Regions from separate parts of the Homo sapiens genome. Here region 2 is linked to region 1. Evidence: read pairs that join two places in POLR2A ChIA-PET (ENCODE). Cell type or tissue: B cell. All regions are shown on one strand. Each heading gives the region's core, and the rest is flanking DNA. Links, peaks and the distances in the headings are about the cores only. Region 1 overlaps SH3PXD2A (SH3 and PX domains 2A). Region 2 holds the start of LOC124902496 (a long non-coding RNA gene).

Region 1 (5,367 bases), core at 275-5,274:
GAACTCCTAACCTCAGGTGATCCGCCCGCCTCGGCCTCCCAAAATGCTGGGATTACAGGCGTGAGCCACTGTGCCTGGCCGACTTAGCCCTTTCTTACTCTTTCTCTTGCTGGAACAGCAGGGAAAACACCCTTTTTGTTCCCCTGAGCATGTCCTCAGGGCTCCACCTCTGAGAATGTAAGTGTCTTGACTGGATTCTTAGCAGGCCACCCCTTCCCGCCCCACTCTCCTTCCCTGACTGCCACTCTTCCATCATCTTCCATCGTCTTGCCTTTGACAGCAGGTCTCTCTCACCATCCACATCATTTACAGTTGTGACATTAGAGTTTACCTTCTTGCATCTTCCATCTTTCCTGAGCGCCTCATGTTTAGGAATCTGGGCACAGGCTCACACCTCTGTGCTCTGCTTAATAATGGCACTGAGAGAGGGCACCAGCTTGAGGTGAGTGCCTCATTTTCTTTTTTTCTTTTTTTTTTTTCTTTTTCTTTTTTTTTTTTTTTTTTAAGACGGAGTCTCGCTCTGTCGCCAGGCTGGAGTGCAGTGGCACGATCTTGGCTCACTGCAACCTCCGCTTCCCAGGTTCAAGCGATTCTCCTGCCTCAGCCTCCCAAGTAGCTGGGACTACAGGCACACGCCACCATGCCCAGCTAACTTTTGTATTTTTAATAGAGACAGGGTTTCACCATGTTGGTCAGGATGGTCTCAATCTCTTGACCTCGTGATCCACCTGCCTCAGCCTCCCAAAGTGCCAGGATTACAGGCATGAGCCACCATGCCCGGCCTTGAATGCCTCATTTTCATCTGGAATAATCCCCTATGAAGCCATTAGAGTGAGCCCATGCAGCCTGTCACTCTGAGGTTCAATTCAAGTCTCTTCTCCTCTAAGAATTCTTTTCTGCCTAGTCATTCTCATCTCTGGATATCTCTGGTTCCTTGGCAAGCATTGTATCACCCACCGCCATGTCCACTGCATGGGGCTGTCTGGGTCGCCCTGCCGCACCCAGCACAAGCAGTCTCGTGCCAAGTCCCCCTGCAAGCAGCCGCCCTTCTCATCCATCCACTGCTCTGCAGCTCCTGGAGAGGCCTCATGCCATCTTATAATCTCCACCTCAACCTGTCTCCGACCCCCACCCGTGCCAGGCACAGAATCAGACCCACATGTTTTCAGTAGAGACCTTCTGAGGTCAAGGGTAAATGACACTGACACCACGAGGGTCTCTCTCTCCCCCTGAAACTCCAGACACCCAAGACCTACCTGCTTCCCTGGCCATCCCTGGCCCCAGTCACCCAGGCGCATTGAGGTCTTGGTTCCTTCTTTAGAATTTCACTTCATGTCAGCGCTTTGCGACTTGTGCTCGTCTGAAGGCACTATTCTGATTCCAATCAGGCACTATTCTGAAGGCTTTTCAAGGATTAGCTCCTCTAATCCTCGTAACAACACTGAGATGTGGGTACTTTGGGTCGGTTTTGCAGATGAGAAAATTGAGGCAATTGCCCAAATTCATGCAGCTGGCAAGTAGCAGAGCTGGGCCTCAATCCCAGGCAGCCTGGCTCTGGCGCCCTCGCTGGAAACCATTCTCCGCTACCTGTCATTTAACCATGTGTCCCTCTCTGCCTGCGTTGCTTGTTAGTCAGGCCTCCTTCTGGGTGCCTCACCCATGACCTTGGTCTGCTCAGACACACCAGAGCCCTGTGGGCTTGGCGGGGACCCAGCCTAGCACTGGCTTCTGGGCCTGTTCGGTGAGGTGGGCAGGCTGGAGCTGAGTGGGAAGGTGGCAGCAGCCCAGGCTGTCTTGACACGGACTCCACGGAGCCTTCCAAATGGTGACGTAGCAGCCTGTGCTAATGGTCTTGGAATCCAGGCCCCAGGTGCCCAGGGGAGGTTCTGGGTCCCTGGTGGCCTCAGAGCCCGTCTAGGGGAGGGAAGGCCCTGGGCAACGGAGCAGGGTGGGCACAGGTAGGACCCGCTGAGTGGCTCATGAAGGCAGGGGCTGTGTGGGTGCACGCAGGAGGGACTGGAGGAGTTTCTCGCTCGCTCCTGTTTGCTTTGGACCATGGAGGCGCGTGTCTTGGCAAGAGCTGCAGTGACAGGGCTTTCTGACCAGGGGAGGCCTGGCCGAGGGTGGGCAGCCTTTCACTGGTCTTAAAGGCACAGCACTCGCAGACAGCCTGCATTTCCAGCTTCTCTGGTTCCACAAAGGCAGAAGCCTTAGCTCTGCCTGGAGGTCATGGGAAAGGGGTCAGGCTGGGTCCAGGACAGCAGCACTCACTTGGGCCCAGCCTTGTGCTGGGTGTGGTATGGGTAGGTAGGCAGCGCTGGTGCCATGCGCCTGGCCAGGATGCCCTCAGCCCTTTCTTCCTCTCAGTGTCTCCCCACCCGTCGCCACTTGGAGCTCGCAAATGCCCTATTCCCTTCTCCAAACCCGCACCAAGCAAAGAACTTGGAATGCCTAGGAAGATCACCCTTCCAAAGGGTCAAGGTCTGAGCTCAGGTTTAAATCATGAATAGAGGTGCTTTGAGAAGCAGGTCAGGGTGCTGGCTGAGGGTTCTGGAAGTGGGCTGCTGCTGTTCACCCACCCCGAGCCTATATGAGGAGGAGTTTGAGGCAGGGCCTGTCTTCCTCTTTTCCTAGCTCCACCATGCACCCTTCCCCACCTGGATACCAAAACCCTTACATAGGCCTGGGCATGGAATGAGTGCAGCCCACATTCTGAGCTCTGAATTACCTGGTGTTAAGCCAGATGTGAAGGACCAAGAGTAACTCACGGGGAAGGAAAACATGAAGCCTGGAAGTCATCTAAAGCCTCCTGGGTTTTTCCAAACTCCAAGCTCTGAGTCTCATCCTGCCTTGAAATCCTCTGGGTTTGTGCCCAGAGCCTGAAGCCCAGCCTTCTCCAGCAGGCCTCAGGGCCAGGGCACAGGCGGCAATCGAACCCCGCGTGTGCCATGCCTGGGTGATGGGGGAGTAGAGCATGAGTCCCGGATGCGTGTTGTTCACTGCAGTGTCCTCGTGCCTGGAACAGGACCTGGCCCGTACCAGGTGCTCGGGAAATACTTGCTGGTGAAAATCTCTGGGTATTGCATACACCATATGTTCCTGATGCCACTGGGCATCCCCAGGTACTTAGTATTACTCTGGTGTGCCAGTGAGGCTCAGAGAGGGCCAGTGACCTATCTCAGGTCACGCCAACAGTGAGTGGTAAAGCTAGGATCCTAACCGAGGTCTGTCTAGGAAGAAGGGATTAAGAAGCATCCTTGGGCTCAATCCTGGGCTGAACAGGGCTGGGAGGTTTGGGAGTCAGAGCGGGAGGACGAGAGGATTTCAGAGGGAGAGGAAGGAGTGGGGGGTCTCCCCTCCCCCCACCAGCTGTTTTGTCCTAGGCTGAGCTGTGACCTCAGAGGACTTAATTAACATCCTAATTGTGTGCAGCTGGCCTGACTCTGGCCCTAACGAGCTCATTATTCTCCCTCCTTAAGGAGGCCATTGTGGCCTAGTCACCCTGGGGACAGCAGTGGCCTGGGAGTGCCCGTCACTTCCTGCCGCCCTCAGTCAGGCTCCCCCATTCCTGGAGAGTCTAAGGCCCTGGTCCCTCTCCTGGCCTCTTGCTCTGTCTGGCTCACTCTTTCATTTCCCTCTGTCTCTCTGTGTATGTCAATCTGTGCCTCAGTTTCCATCTCTACTCTTTTTTTTTTTTTTTTCTTAAGATGGAGTCTCGCTCTGTCACCCAGGCTGGAGTGCAGTGGTACGATCTCGACTCACTGCAAGCTCCGCCTCTCAGGTTCATGCCATTCTCCTGCCTCAGCCTCCTGAGTAGCTGGGACTACAGGCGCCCGCCACCACGCCCGGCTAATTTTTTTGTATTTTCAGTAGAGACGGGGTTTCACTATGTTGGCCAGGCTGGCCTCAAATTCCTGGCCTCGTGATCCGCCTGCCTCGGCCTCCCAAAGTGCTGGGATTACAGGCCTGAGCCACCGCGCCCAGCTTCATCTCTACTCTTTCCCTCCCTCCTCTGGTGTCAGCATCAGTCAATTTGAGAGAGATTTGAAATTGGCCAAACAGGTGGACTCTGCTGGGCCGGTTCACTGAAGATGCTTAGCCTGGATAGAGGGAGGACCTGGTGCTTGGGCCCCAGCTTTTCCCTCCCGGGGCTGGGACATCCTCCCTTCCCTGCCCTGAGCTGGAAGTGCTGGCCAGAACCCCCCATGTTGCTGCCTCCTCTCCTCAGCCCCTGGGTCATTGCAAAGTGGGTTGTTACTTAAGGCTCACAGAGCATGGCTGGCTGTAAATGCCAGGCTACATGTTCGTTCTTTCTGGGCCTCTGCCATCTGGAAAGGGCTGGGCCCTGGCACACAGACATGGCCCGATGGAAGGACAGGCCAGGGTGAGGCAGCTTTGGGGTATTGTCCAGTTTGGGATTCTCCTAAACAACTTCTCCGGTCTAGGGGTTTAGCCCTGAAAACCAGGGCTAGAGACTCCAGAATAAAGGTTTCTGCCACACACCGTGTGTACCTGGGGTCCTCTCTCAGGGTTCCTCTAAAACAGGCTGCAGTTTCCCATTCAAGGGAATGAGCATGGTAGCCCCTCCCCTGGCCCCTGTCTGGGAGGGGTCATCTCAGCATAAGGGCACTCCAGGCAAGAAGACCTGCCTAAGCAAGGCCCTGGCAGGCATCAAACGCCCTGGCGGGTATCAGAGGGCCTGACTGCCAGGCTGGGCTGAAGGGTGCACTAAGGGGTCTCCTAGCCAGCCCAGGCCCCTTGGGAGGGTCCCCACTATCTCTTGCTGCCACCAAGCTCCCTGCCCCACCTCCCAAAAGATCCTGCTTCCTTTGTACCTGGAAACCAGGGTTGACTTCTCAGGGAAGAAGCCAGGTGTGGCAGCCAGCCAGAGAACAGCTGCCCCGAACCTGGGCACAGATAGGGCCACTTTCTCAGTCCACTTCCTTCCATCCTTCTGAAACCCCTGAAGGTAGCCCTAAAACCCCAGCTTAGAGCAGATGCATAGGCACACGCCCACACACACTCAAGGCAGTTTCCCCAGATGAGTGAGTGCCTCCTGATGCCCTCAGGCTGCCCTCTGCTTGTGCACTGCACAGATGCCACCTGGCCACCCGTGGGTGCTGACCCTCTAGTGATTAACGACCACCGCCATGTGGATAATAGCTCAACCTAAGCTACCTCCCTGCAGTGTCTCCTTTATTCCCCTCAACAACCTCAGGAAATACGCTCCATTCATTCCTGTCATTACAAAGAGGGTGACTGAGACTCAGAAAGGTCTAGTAACTTTCCTCAGGTCACACAGCTAGGAAGCAGCAAGCCAGGACCTGACTTCGAGTCTTTCTGACTGAATACCCCTAATTACCTCTG
Region 2 (5,367 bases), core at 275-5,274, 52 kb after region 1:
TTTCTCTTACTGTGTTAATATTTTTCCAAGTTAATTATCATCTCCTTCTTTCAGGAATTCACAACTCCTATTTACTTTTCTTGCCTTGTTGCATTGGCCAGAATTTTCAGAACAACATCTGTAAGCCATCTCTATTATATTCCTGACTTTCATGAGAATATTTCTGATGTTTCACCAATAAGTATGGAACTGGCTGTATGTTTTGTGATACACATGAGTGAAGGAAATAACCTTCTATTTTTAGTATACTTAGGCTAGCCACAAAGCCAAGCATTCCTCTATAAGGTTAATAATGACCCTTCATACATTGCCACTGGTTAGTTATTCTTTTGAAGTCAGTCAGGATCTTCAAACACCAATTTGCTGGTTGTGATGCCCAATTTTCCAAACAGATCAGGAGCACTTTGTTGAATGTATATTGAATTCTGGGTGGTTCTTCTTCAACACCCACCTTGGCCTATCCTCCTCTTGGGAGAGAGAAATCTGGATTTTTTTAAGCCTCCCCTTTGCTCCAGTCTAGTAAACCTCTTTGGGCAACAGAAGCCTTACTGGAAAGCTGCTTAGCTATTATTAGATGGTGCTGAGGGAAGAAAGTACCTTACTCTTATGTAATTTCCTTGCCCTGAGGAGTAGTATATCCTGGTCAATGAAATCAGCTTGACTATTTTTTATTTTTTATTTTTTTGCATCCCAGCCTAATTTCTTTTTATTCCATCTTGAATTCTCACCCAAGCCTGATTCATCTTGCCTGCTTGCTTGATTTTTCTCTTTCTCTTTCTTTCTCTCTCTCTCTTTCTTTTCTTGAGATGGAATCTCACTGTTGCCCAAGCTGGAATGCAGTGCCACTATCTCAGGTCACTGCAGCCTCTGCCTCCCAGGTTCAAGTGATTCTCCTGCCTCAACCTCCCGAGTAGCTGGGCTTACAGGCGTGCACCACCACACCCAGCTAAATTTTTTTGTATTTTAGTAGAAATGGGGATTTGCCACATTGGCCAGGCTGGTCTTGAACTGCTGGCCTCAAGCAATACATCTGCCTCGGCCTCTCTAAGTGCTGGGATTACAGATGTGAGCCACCGCACCCAGGCTTTTCATTTCCTTTTTATTTATGTTTCACTCCATCTTCATTTGGTCTCTTTGCAGAGGTGGAAGTCCCCAATGTTTTTTATATGATTTCTCATGCTCTCACAAGCCAACAGCATTACATGCATTAACATATGTGTATTCAGTTACTCACATGTGCCTATACACAGTACGCCAATCTCATAGAGTAACTACCTCATGCTCACTCATCTACACACATTATCTTATCTATCAAGCCTCCTGGGCTGAGGTCTAGGCTAGGGGCTGTGAGGCCCAGGGGTCTCCAAACTTGGGTAAGCATACTTACTAAAGAAAAACAATTCAGATGTCCAGAACCTGTCCAAGGTCTACCGAATTAAAATCTCTGGAGGGGGGGTCCAAGAATCTGCACTTTAATAGGTCCTCCAGGTAAATCTAACGAAACCAGCTCAGTCTCACAGAGCTGGTTCAAAGACCGGCACTTGGAAAGCATGAATACCTGCTCACTCTGGGGTACAAAGGTACCAGGAGACACTTTGTGAAAAGATTTCCGGTCAAATTAGTATGGAAAAACTCTACACCAAAACCACCATCACCGTCTCCTTAATCAAAGTGCATATTAAAGGCTCTGAGAAGTCTTCCAATAAAGAATCTTCCTCCCTTCTTTTCTTAACTCAATGCACATCCCCCCAGTCCTTTCAAACCCTGTGCCCCCGAGAAAAGGCAGGCCCAGAACTCTGCAGCCCCACTTCCCCCAAGGCTGCCTGCTCAGGGATTCCCCCGAGTCCCCCAACCAGACACCACCCTGCACCACCTGACTACTGACATTCCAACCTTTTTTTCTCATTTGGACTCACAAACTTCCTTAAAGGTGAGGACCTTTATTTCCATTTTGGAGAAATGGTAACCGAGACTCAAAAAGTTAACTGCTGGGGGAAACCTTTTTTTTTTTTTTTTTTTGAGACGGAGTCTCACTCTGTCGCCCAGGCTGGAGTGCAGTGGCACGATCTTGGCTCACTGCAAGCTCCGCCTCCTGGGCTCAGCCATTCTCCTGCCTCAGCCTCCCGAGTAGCTGGGACTACAGGCGCCCACCACCATGCCCCGCTAATTGTTTGTATTTTTAGTAGAGACGGGGTTTCACCGTGTTAGCCAGGATGGTCTTGATCTCCTGACCTCATGATTCGCCCGCCTCGGCCTCCCAAAATGCTGAGATTACAGGCGTGAGCCACCGCACCTGGCCTTTTCCTCTCATTTTTGAGTGGTCAGTGGGTTGTGTGCTTCTGGACTGTTTATGTATCTGTGAGACTATGGGTTGATCTGATTCTGGGCATCAAACTCAATAATCCGCGCTTTCCCTCGCCTCACCCCCCAGGTGAGTCTCCCAGGTGACATATAAGGGCCACTGACAAGATGACCAAGTCCCGCCCAGAACTCACCTTAGGTGTCTGTGATTCCTTAGCAACACCATCATGAGCCTGGAGGAAGGGGAGCTCGCCCTTTGTCTCCTACCCGGATCGTCCCCGCCTCCAGGAAAGGCATACGCCCAGGCGCAGCTGCGGGCACTCACCGAGGATGCGGATCTGCGTGATGGTCCCGTGCAGGCCGAAGAGCATCCAAAGCGGCTGCGAGGCGTCCACGCACAGCTGCATGCCGGCGGCCGCGCCATTGTGGCTGAGGTGCAGCTCGCCGTCGGCGTTGACCACCAGGCCCAGGATGTCGCCGCTGTGCAGGGGCCCGGGCACGCGGCACACGGCCCAGAATTCCTTGCGGTCCACCAGGGCCTCAGGGCTGAAAGGCAGGTCGGCCGGCCGCAGCGTGCCGGGGTCGCACGTGGTGACGCCGAACGACAGCGCGCCGGGCCGCGCGCCACCCGAGCGCGTGACCTTGACGAAGATGGTCTCGGCCACGCGCACGGGCCGGCTGGTGAAGACGAGCGCGCGCTCGTCGCGCCCGTGCTCCACGCGCGCCACCGTCTGCTCGTCGAGGATGCGGACGTGCGCGCCGGCGCGCAGGGCGTGGAAACGCAGGTCGCCGTCGAGCTGCGCCGGCAGCGCGCGGCTGTGCTGCGAGTTGAGTGAGTTCTGCGGGATGGGGCAGCCGGCGGCCGGCGCGGCCTCGTCGCCGTCCGCGCCCGGCACGTTGAGGTCGCATAGGCTCACCGAGAGGCGCGCGTCGTCCGCCTCGCGCCGCAGCGACGGCCGCCGCAGGGCGGTGAAGGAGCGCGGCCGCAGACAGTCCGGGAGCACCAGCTCGCTATCTGCGCGGGAGACACGGGGCAGTGTCACGCAGGGCTCTCGGGAGGCGGCCCCGGCGCGCCCCGCTGTCCGGTCCCTACGCGCGCACCGTTACAATCCCGGATGGCTAATGGCGCACACGATGCTTGTGACATAAATTAGCGAACACAGTCAAGAAACGACTCTTGCAGGACATCTGTTTAAGCAGAGGAATAGGTGGGGGGAAGCACCGAAACTGAAACCATGTGGATGCTTCCAAATGCTCACAGGTGCTTGCTATATGCATATGTGTACTTCCTCATTTTCTACAGTAAACTTGTATTCCTCATAATTTAAAATTTTCAAAAATTTAACTCCTGGGCTCCTTCCGTCTTATCCCTAGCAGCTAGAACAGCGCCAAGCATTCTGTTGACAAACAGTAACCGTCTGTCGAGTGCACTGACGAAGGCCTAACATCCTGGAAAGCCAGGGAGCAACCACCCCCCAGCAAACACACAGACACCCTCTTTGCGTACATTGTCTCATCTAACCTTAACAATCACCTTTTGAGGCTACCATTGCCATGTCAGGACACAGGCTGAGAAGTAGATCTATCCAAGATACCCTTTTGAAAGTGGCTTAACAGGGAATCAAACTCATCGTTCTTTTTTAAATCATACAAGTTATACAAAATATAAAACGGTATTTTGTAGAAAATTCAGTTCAGCAAAAAGAAAAAACAATCGCCTATAAGCCCACCACCCAGAGAAAAGCATTTTTAATATTTGGATGTATGATCTTTTGGCCTTTTTAAAGGCTGTATTTTTGGGTTTTTTGTTTGTTTGGCTTTTTTTTTTTTTTTTTTTTTTTTTTTGAGACAGGATCTTGCTCTGTGGCCCAGGCTGGAGTGCAGTGGAGATATCTCAGCTTACAGCAACCTCCGCCTCCCAGGCTCAAGCCATCCTCACCTCAGCCTCCCAAGTAGCTGGGATGCACCACCGCGCCCAGCTAATTTTTGTATTTTTGGGGTAGAGACGGTATTTCGCCATGTTGCCCATCTGGTCTCCAACTCCTAGGCTCAAGCGATCCTCCTGCCTCAGTCTCCCAAAGTGCTACGATTAGAAGTGTGAGCCACCACACCCAGCTGGTTACTTTTTTTAGTGCAAAAATTGAGTCATGCTATATAAACATCACTTGTTTTTTACCTTTTATATGTACTACATCACTTTGAAAATGTGATGACATTGACCCTTTTCCCCAGAAAAATGAACATTCTCACTAAATTCTGTAGATAATTTCTCGGCATTCATGAACTACATGAAGCCATTCATGGGCAAGGACTCCAGGCTAAGAACCCTGGTAGCTTTTTTCAAAATTTTCAAAAATTTAACTCCTGGGCTCCTTCCATCTTATCCCCAGCATCTGAACACCTCTCCGTGCCAATAACTGTTTCCAACACCATATTCTTCTAATGGCTGTGTTATGTTCTGCTTTATGGAGTCCTATAACTTTCAATAAAAGTGATCACCATGTTCCATGAATTACCCCTGCAATTCATCCTTACGGCAGCCCGTGGAAGTGTTCCCGTTTTACAGATAAAGCTCAGCGGCGTTATGACAGCCGCCATGTGGCAGATCCAGGATTGAAAAAAAGGTCTGTCCAACTCCTAATGCCGCATTCTTCACTTCCAGACTCTCCTTGTTTATTGAAGCCTTTCTGCGTGAGTCAATCTCTCCAAATATGCCTGGTGCCACTGTAAGCCGCACCATGGACCGATCCCTTCCTTTGGGCCTTCTCCCTGAACCTCTCCAAGGGAGAATCTGTGCTGTCTCTTCAGGAACTGGGTTAAGGATGGCTGGGGTTCTCAGGTATGACAGCAAAGCTTGGGGGATTGGTCTGGTAGGGACAGCAGAGGCCAAAATTCAGTTCCAACTGAATGTAGACATGGTCACTAAACCTCCCTCTTTTCTTTCACCCTTTCACTGCCCCTTCCAGGAACTGTGTTGTCTGGCCCCCAGAAAGCTCTGGGTGTGGGCCCTTCCCCCCAAGCCTCCTGAAGCTCTGGAGAAGCCTCCTGGGGCCTGGCTGATTGGGG

The links. ChIA-PET counts read pairs that join two places held together with the same protein. Peaks named below come from ENCODE experiments on the same cell type or tissue, not always from the same donor. Only the 100,000 strongest peaks of a DNase experiment are listed, where the experiment ranks them.
Region 2: POLR2A ChIA-PET joins it to region 1 with 7 read pairs; 8 of 35 experiments call an interaction of 5 or more read pairs at or near these places.

What each region holds. Positions count from the first base shown.
Region 1 is chr10:103,634,746-103,640,112 of GRCh38, reverse strand. The region is part of intron 8 of SH3PXD2A (SH3 and PX domains 2A); the gene reads left to right. Among named protein-coding and RNA genes, the nearest start is that of SH3PXD2A-AS1, 110 kb to the left of the region's middle. RefSeq lists enhancers at 1-323, 2,847-3,426, 4,009-4,588. In B cell, for the core only: no CTCF peak of the experiment used is centred there; no DNase peak of the experiment used is centred there.
Region 2 is chr10:103,582,485-103,587,851 of GRCh38, reverse strand. NEURL1 (neuralized E3 ubiquitin protein ligase 1) reads right to left here. Exons shown (of 6, transcript NM_004210.5): 4 at 2,627-3,316. It overlaps LOC124902496 (a long non-coding RNA gene), which reads left to right and starts at 4,109. Exons shown (of 3, transcript XR_007062277.1): 1 at 4,109-5,140; 2 at 5,268-5,367. RefSeq lists a silencer at 3,379-3,438. In B cell, for the core only: no CTCF peak of the experiment used is centred there; DNase peaks (open chromatin) are centred at 3,021 and 3,381; H3K4me3 peaks cover 1,584 bases; H3K27ac peaks cover 813 bases.